Linked DNA regions of Homo sapiens: region 1 is linked to region 2. Evidence: read pairs that join two places in POLR2A ChIA-PET (ENCODE). Cell type or tissue: K562. All regions are shown on one strand.

Region 1 (4,000 bases), 110 kb after region 2:
AGTTTGTTCTAAACATCAAACAAGCTCCCATCAGGAGGCAGGCCCGGTGTACACAGTTGTACACTCCACTCCACAGGGCTCCATTCTCAAGAACAGGATGAGAATGGCACACTATAATTGGGTAACATGATGGCTCTGACTGGAAATAAAGTACTTTTAAAACCCAAAATGTGGCCAGGCGTGGTGGCTTACACTTGTAATCCCAACACTCTGGGAGGTCAAGGTGGGCAGATCACCTGAGGTTGGGAGTTTGAGACCAGCCTGACCAACATGGAGAAACCCACATCTCTAATAAAAATACAAAATTAGCCAGGCATGGTGGCGGACACCTGTAGTCCCAGCTACTCAGGAGGCTGAGGTAGGAGAATCGCTTGAACTGGGAAGGCAGAGGTTGCAGTGAGCCGAGATCACACCATTGTACTCCAGCCTGGGCAACAAGAGTGAAACTCCGTCTCAAAAAAAAAAAAAAAAAAAAAAAAAGTTTTAAAACCTATTGTTTTTCCTTATATAAGAGATACAACTTTATTTCTCTATTTCTCTATGACTGAACTTTGTTTGTTTTTTTTTTCTTTTTTTTTTGAGACATAGTCTCACTGTGTCATCCCGGATGGAGTGCAGTGGCGCCATCTCAGCTCACTGCAACCTCAGCCTCCCAGCTCAAGCAATTCTCCTGCCTCAGCCCCCGAGTAGCTGGGATGACAGGCACCTGCCACCACGCCTGGCTAATTTTTCTATTTTAGTAGAGACAGGGTTTCACCATGTCGGCCAGGCTGGTCTTGAACTCCTGACCTCAAATGATCCACCCACCTGAGCCTCCCAAAGTGCTGGGATTACATGAGCCACCATGTCTGGCATGACTGAACTTAATTTCTATTCCTACCTCATCATTCTAATTTTCCACCATCAGTTTGGACCACATCAGCTGATTTAAATAGCCTTAAGGAAACTGCTGTGAGTTCTTTTTTTTTTATTTTTATTTTTTGAGACGGAGTCTCGCTCTATCGCTCAGGCTGGAGTGCAATGGCATGATCTCGGCTCACTGCAAGCTCCACCTCCTGGGTTAATGCCATTCTCCTACCTCAGCCTCCCAAGTAGCTGGGACTACAGGTGCCCGCCACCACGGCTGTCTAATTTTTTGTATTTTTTGTAGAGACGGGGTTTCACCATGTTAGCTAGGATGGTCTCCATCTACTGACCTCATGATCCGCCCACCTCAGCCTCCCAAAGTGCTGAGATTACAGGCGTGAGCCACCGCAACTGGCCAACTGCTGTGAGTTCTAAGTTTGAAAGTCAACAGTGCTTCAGAGACATTAACCCTAGGCCATGAGCAAACTGACTAGTCATGTTTCCTGCATTTAAACTTCCAATTTACATGATAATTTTTTCTGTCTTGACATATTCAATGTACCTTAATGAATCTCAAATAAGCCCAAGTCTCCCTTGGGAAAAAAACGTCAACAGTTTCTCAAACTTTCAGATGGTGACTGTTCACCACCCGAACCCAGCCAAGCCAACAACCCCCTGGCACACACCTTTGTGCACACCACCAACACCGGGATCCCCAGGTTATGAGTCAGCACATTGTCACCCAGAGGCAGGGCAACATTTTCTTCATCGGAGCCTGAGGTCAGAGGGCCTCTTCTCTGTGGGGAACCTTGACAACCTTCTTCAGGTTCCATATAGTCTTGAAAATCTTTCACAACTGGGGGAAAAAGAGGAAAAAAAATCACATGCACATAAATAAAAATACATGTTAGCTTTAGAACACTGAAAAGAAGGCAATAATAAGCACAAAACACAGGCAGTTGTGTGTGACAAACTTCTTAGTCACATCCAACTGCAAAATCAAGGATTTGGGGATGGTGATACAAAATGCCAATTCTGAAATATTCAGTGTGAGCTTTGTAACATCGGGGCAGCAAAGACATTCCCCTGGGCATCTTTAATTGCACCAAACCCCTGAACAGGTTTTTTTTTCTTCTTTTTTGAGACAAAGTCTTGCTCTCTTGCCCAGGCTGAAGTGCAGCAGTCTGATATCACCATCTTCTGAGCTCAAGTGATCTTCCCACTTCAGCTTCCCAAGTAGCTGGGACTAAAGGCATGTGCCACCATGCCCAGCTACTTTTTAAATTTTTGTAGAGGTGGGATCTTCCTGTGTTGCCAGGCTGGTCTCAAACTCTTGGGCTGCAGAGATCCTGCTACCTCGGCTTTCCAAAGTGCTGGGATTATGGGATTACAGTCTTGAGCCACCATGTCTGGCCCTTAAACAGGTTTTTAAAAAATACTAAGGTTTCAATAGTTCTTACCATGAAGAAAGCCACTTTTCTTATGTATCTTACATTTTCAGAATACCAGAAGAGTTGAACTGTGTAACTTCAACATAGCTGACCATTAGAAACAGCTATAACTTACAATACTTATCACAGTCCTCATTAGAAATGCCTAATGAGCTGGGCACAGTGGCTCATGCCAGTAATCTCATCACTTTGGGAGGCCAGGGCGGGTGGTTCACCTGAGGTCAGGAGTTTGAGACCAGCCTGGCCAACATGGCAAAACCCCATCTGTACTAAAAATGCAAAAATTAGCTAAGGATGGTGGTGCACCTGTAGTCCCAGCTACTTGGGGACTCGTGCTAAGGCATGAGAATCGCCTAAACCTGGGAGGTGGAGGTTGCAGTGAGCTAAGATTGCGTCACTGTACTCCAGTCTGGGCAACAGAGTGAGACTATACCTCAAAAAACAAAACAAAACAAAAAACAAAAACAAACAAAAAACAACAAGCTTCCACCCTGGCCAACATGGTGAAACCCTGTCTCTGCTAAAAATACAAAAATTAGCTGGGTGTGGCAGCACGTGCCTGTAATCCCAGCTACTTGGGAGGCTGAGGCGGGAGACTCAGTTGAACCAGGGAGTCGGAGGTTGCAGTAAGACAGAGCGAGACTCCGTCTCAAAAAAAAAAAAAAAAAAAATGCTTAATGAAACAATTGAATTTTATAAGAACATGCTGTTTCCACACAGCTGAAGCTTGTCAGCACTAAGTAACCAGGCTGGTCTTGCCCAGCACCAGATGTATTTCCTTATTATCCTCACTCTTGTGGACTCAGTCTCATCTTTTGGGGATCCCAAGTCACTTGTGCAGTGTTCACGGCCTATTCCTGCCTAACACAAGAAAGGGTCAGTGGTACAACATCCACTTATTGGCATACAATATTCACTAATCCAGCTAAGGAAGGCCATTAAGGTGACAATGGTCCGAGCCTCAGTTAAGCCAAGTGACCACAAAGCCCACAGCTCTGCACCTTTATGTGGGCACTTCAAGGCTCTCATGTTGGTCCAGAGAACAAAAAATGCAACAGTTAAAGCTACCTTGAGCCAGAGAAGAAAACAGGCAGCTCTACCCTTCTAAGTCCAGTAAGACTGAAGGATCAAAGGCCTTTTACTCTCACCAACATGCTAAGTAAATTCAAACAACAGGACTGAAGAGGACCTAGAGAAAGGTCCTACCTGCTCCTCTTCACCCACAGAACACGTTTCAAACATTTCAAACCACGAGTTTTTATTTACAAAGATTTGACGTTACTATTATATGAGCTTCTGAAATTATCTGAGAGCTCTCTGTCTTTCATGTAACAGTGAGCAAACTGAAAACTAACTGATTAGGCCCTAAAGTGCAGATGTGATATTTCATCTCTACAGCTTCTTTTTTTTTTTTTTTTTTTTTTTTTGTGATGGAGTTTCGCTCTGTTGCCGAGGCTGGAGTGCAGTGGCACAATCTCGGCTCACTGCATCCTCCACCTGCCGGGTTTAAGTAATTCTCTGCCTCAGCCTCCTGAGTAGCTGGGATTACAGGCACCTACCACCATGCCCGGCTAATTTTGTTTTGTATTTTTAGTAGAGACAGGGTTTCACCATCTTGGCCAGGCTGATCTTGAACTCCTGACCTTGTGATCCACCCACCTCAGTCTCCCAAAGTGCTGGGATTACAGGCGTGAGCCACAGCA
Region 2 (4,000 bases):
GGCAAGTGCTTTGGCTGGTGGAGTAGGCTTGTTTCTTTCATGGCTTTTACCTGAGAAGGTAAAATGACTGAAAATCTGCAATTCAGCCTCAAAGTATTTAGGGTAGGCAGGAAACTGGAAAACAAGATAGTCCCCATAACAAGATGGCCCCCATATTCCTGGAGAAGAATCTGGGGTTCAGGAAGGTGATTCATTTGAGGAAGAATCAAGTGATTTCTCAGCAGAGTAGGAAACAAAAGGTCACCCTTCCTTGAGTCAGAGGTCCCTGGGAGCCATCCTAACAGGACATCAGCTTTCCCCAGCCCTGTGGCCTTTGGGCTGGTGCTGGCTGCCTGGGGGCCCTGGCATGGAAGATGAGGAGTGGGCTGGATCCCAGCACGCAGACTCAACACTGACTTGGAGCAGGTGGTGCCTAAGGCTGCCTGAGAACCACTGCCGACTGACCGTTCCAATGCTGTCCCTTCATTCCTTCATATTTCCCCCCTCTTAGCAGCCCCATTTAATCCAAAGTCTTGTTACAAATACACACGACAAGGTGGCTCAGAGTCAAAGGAAGCCTGTGCTTCAGGGCAGGTAAGACCTCAAGTGGACCTGGGCAGTGACGCCGGCTGCTCCACAGCCCCAAACGCTGAGGAACGTGGGCCTCCCAACTCCACCGCGGACCCGCCCACTGGGCCACTCGGGAAACCCTTTCCCAAAATGAACTTTTACCAAAGAGGACAAAATTCAACTGAATCACATGGAAATCTGACAGGACAAGGGAAAGAAAACTTGACTGAGAGACAGGCACGAGGACGGGAGGGAGGAGGATCCAGGCAGGTCCTCACGTGTCCAGGCGCTGGATCTCAGGGCGACTGTCCACATCCCTGGACTCCGTGCGGGCTCGGATGTAGTCATTGGTGCTCTGCTGGCGGACGCTGACTCTCCATTTCTGCACTGCCAGGAATGTGTTCACTGCATATGCCGCAGTCGCCAAGAAGCCAAATATCTAAAAACACACCAGCACAGTTAGTCCTCGGGCACGTGGCCTGGCCCCTCAAGGCTTCTGTGGTGACCCAAGCCACATGCAGCCCCTTCCTGCTCTGCCAGCTGATCATTACAACCCTGTGCCTTCATTCCTTGATCTCTTCCCCCTCTCAGCAGCCCCATTTGATCTAAAGTCTTGTTTCAAATACATATGACGGGGTGGCTCAGAGTCAAAGGGAAGCCTGTGCCCAGCCCTGCTGGATGTGTGGCTGTCACACCACAGCTGAGTCTCTAGTCATGTGACACACAGAAAATCTTGCCTGACCTAAAGACAGCCTAAGGTTTCTTTTGAAGTATTTTGGACGTATAAAAAAATAAATCACAAAAGTACCTCTTTTACTGCAACTTCAGGGCCTCTGGTCCCAGATGAGAAAATACAGTGCAGACAAAATGTAACATAGACAGAAAATCAGGGTTTCGCATGTGGGTCCCAAATCAAGCCACAGGGCCAATGTTCCACATCACAGCCCCCATCCCACACCTGCCTCTCATGGGGCAGCTCCAAGTAAGCAGCTCCAGAGTAAGAAGCACAGAGTTTTAATTATTAAGACTTACAAATCGCCTGAGTGGCACCTGGGAGAGCAGTTCGTTTAATCATTTATAAACCTTTTAATCCCCCCATTACAAAAAGGATAACTGTTCCTCATAAACTGAGAACAATACAGAAATGCAGGGCATGGAGAGGGGAAGTCCTACATTATCTGGTCCCCACCTGCCGTGGCATTTCCACCTTGAAATGTCATGTGACTGCTAAATGGTGTCATGACTGCATTCAAGAACCCTCCCTTCCCCAGGCAGATAAGGCTCTTAGACATCAAGGACTGTGTTGGAAACGAACCAAAGCAGGGGTTCTTGAACTTGAGAGCACATCTGTATCATCCAGAGGGTTACTTCAAATACATTTCTGACTCAGTAGCTCTGGAGCGGAGCCTAAGGATGTCTAACAGATGCCAAGGCTGCTGTTCTGGGGCCCATACTTTGAGAACCACAGCACTGAAGGGACTGGGACCCCCACTGGCCCAGTAACATCATCTTTAGCAAAGAAAAGCCACAGGAGGGGGAGCAGGACACATGCCAGGGACAGGCGAGCAGGTCACAGGAGGTCCCCAGATCAGCTTGCTTTAACCATTTGAGTTTGCTTACCACGGCAGCAATTTCTGCTCCGGCTCTATGGTTTAAAGCAGCCAGTACGATTGAAGCAATAAAGAAAAGGAAAGCGCTGAGTCCAGTGTTGACCAAATCCTAAAGGGAGAGACAAAATAAACCAAGTGAAAAGAACCATTCCATCTTTGCTCTAAAAGCAACTGGAGAACTTTCAAAATAAGACCCACGATACCCAACCTCCCTGGTGGCTCCATATTTCAGTCTCAATGTCACAGGGTTACTGGTCACACAAAAGAAGGCAAAGTTAACAGTTTATGACACTACTTGATAAATCACCACCACAAAATCTACATTTTCACCAACCCCACTACCCTTTCTGAAGAAATAGTAACCAAAATTGCTAACACTAATTACCATTTAGAGGTCTGGTGCCATCTTTTAAAAACCACACTCAAATCATCTTGCTATGGACAAAGCTCCCCAAGGATCCAAATGTACTAAAACTGGTGAAATCCCTCCAGCATTCCCTGCACTCACATGTGACATTCAAAACAAACTTTCACACAGAGAGCACACTTAGCCAGACTTCACGCTCTTTCTCAAGCAGTCTTTCAAGCCTCTATGTCACTAAAGCCTGGAGAATTTTCTCCTAAGCTTCTTGCACAGCATGCATCCACCGTTTCACAGATTTAGCTCGTCTTATTTGTAGAAGGGAACATAGCAGGGTAATGAAAGGTCACAGCTTGACCAGGGTCCAAACCACCCATATGACTTTGGACAAGCTACTTTGTTTCTGTGCTTTACGTGAGAATGTACCCCCTTCCTCCCAGAGTTGTTGAAGGAATTAAATGGAACCATACAGGTGAAGAGCCCAGCATGGTGCCTGGCCCACAGCTACAGTGGCCTACATATTTACTGTCACTTCTGTTATTACTACTTTGGCATGAGGCACCCAGTAGCCTGGGTCATACCAGAGTACCTCTAAAACCTCTATAGGAAAAAAATTCAGGAAAAAGCCCAAACTGCCTGAGTGCCAGGCTGATTACACTATCCACACCTGATGGATCCTCTGGTCTGGCCTAGCTCCAAGGTCGATTTCCTCTTTTTGAAGATGTAAAGATGGCTGGTGCGGTGGCTCATGCCTGTAATCCCAGCACTTTGGGAGGCTGAGGCGGATGGATCACTTGAGGTCAGGTGTTCGAGAACAGCCTGGTCAACATGGTGAAACCCCATCTCTACTAAAAATACAAAAATTAGCTGGGCATGGTGGCGCATGCCTGTAATCCCAGCTACTTGGGCAGCTGAAGTACGAGAATCACTTGAACCCGGGAGGCAGAGGTTGCAGTGAGCTAAGATCGTGCCACTGCACTCTAGCCTGGGTGACAGAGCGAGACTCTTGTCTCAATAAAATAATAAAATAAGATGTAAAGAGACAATGCTGGCATCATAACAGTGCTGAGTCTTGCAGCAGACACCCAACCTGCTCCTGGCTCATGGAAAGCTCTGCTCAGACGCATCTGCCAGCAGGATGGGTTTCAGCTATGACCTGCGTAAGCCAGGGCAAATTTTTCACAAATTCAAACCAGGAAGCGTTTAGTTACACTCAGCTCTGGGTAAGATGCTGTAGGGGTAAAAAAAGAATATAAAATATACTTCCCAAAGCAAAGACTATTCAGAAACGAGGGGAAAATACAATACACTGTGAGGTCAAACATCAAATAAAACAGTATCAACATTAACAGTGACTACATAAAAACAGAGATGCAGCAAAGGGCTAGAAAACAAACAGGCCGGGCACGGTGGCTCATGCCTGTAATCCCAGCACTTTGGGAGGCCGAGGCGGGCGGATCACCTGAGGTTGGGAGTTCGA

Evidence for each region. Peaks named below come from ENCODE experiments on the same cell type or tissue, not always from the same donor. Only the 100,000 strongest peaks of a DNase experiment are listed, where the experiment ranks them.
Region 1: POLR2A ChIA-PET joins it to region 2 with 8 read pairs; 6 of 35 experiments call an interaction of 5 or more read pairs at or near these places.

What each region holds. Positions count from the first base shown.
Region 1 is chr16:66,734,543-66,738,542 of GRCh38, forward strand. It overlaps DYNC1LI2 (dynein cytoplasmic 1 light intermediate chain 2), which reads right to left. Exons shown (of 13, transcript NM_006141.3): 5 at 1,533-1,702. Among named protein-coding and RNA genes, the nearest start is that of DYNC1LI2, 15 kb to the right of the region's middle. In K562, no CTCF peak of the experiment used is centred here; no DNase peak of the experiment used is centred here.
Region 2 is chr16:66,621,235-66,625,234 of GRCh38, forward strand. It overlaps CMTM4 (CKLF like MARVEL transmembrane domain containing 4), which reads right to left. Exons shown (of 4, transcript NM_181521.3): 3 at 2,170-2,268; 4 at 1-988. The coding sequence ends at 824. Among named protein-coding and RNA genes, the nearest start is that of CMTM3, 19 kb to the left of the region's middle. In K562, no CTCF peak of the experiment used is centred here; a DNase peak (open chromatin) is centred at 1,807.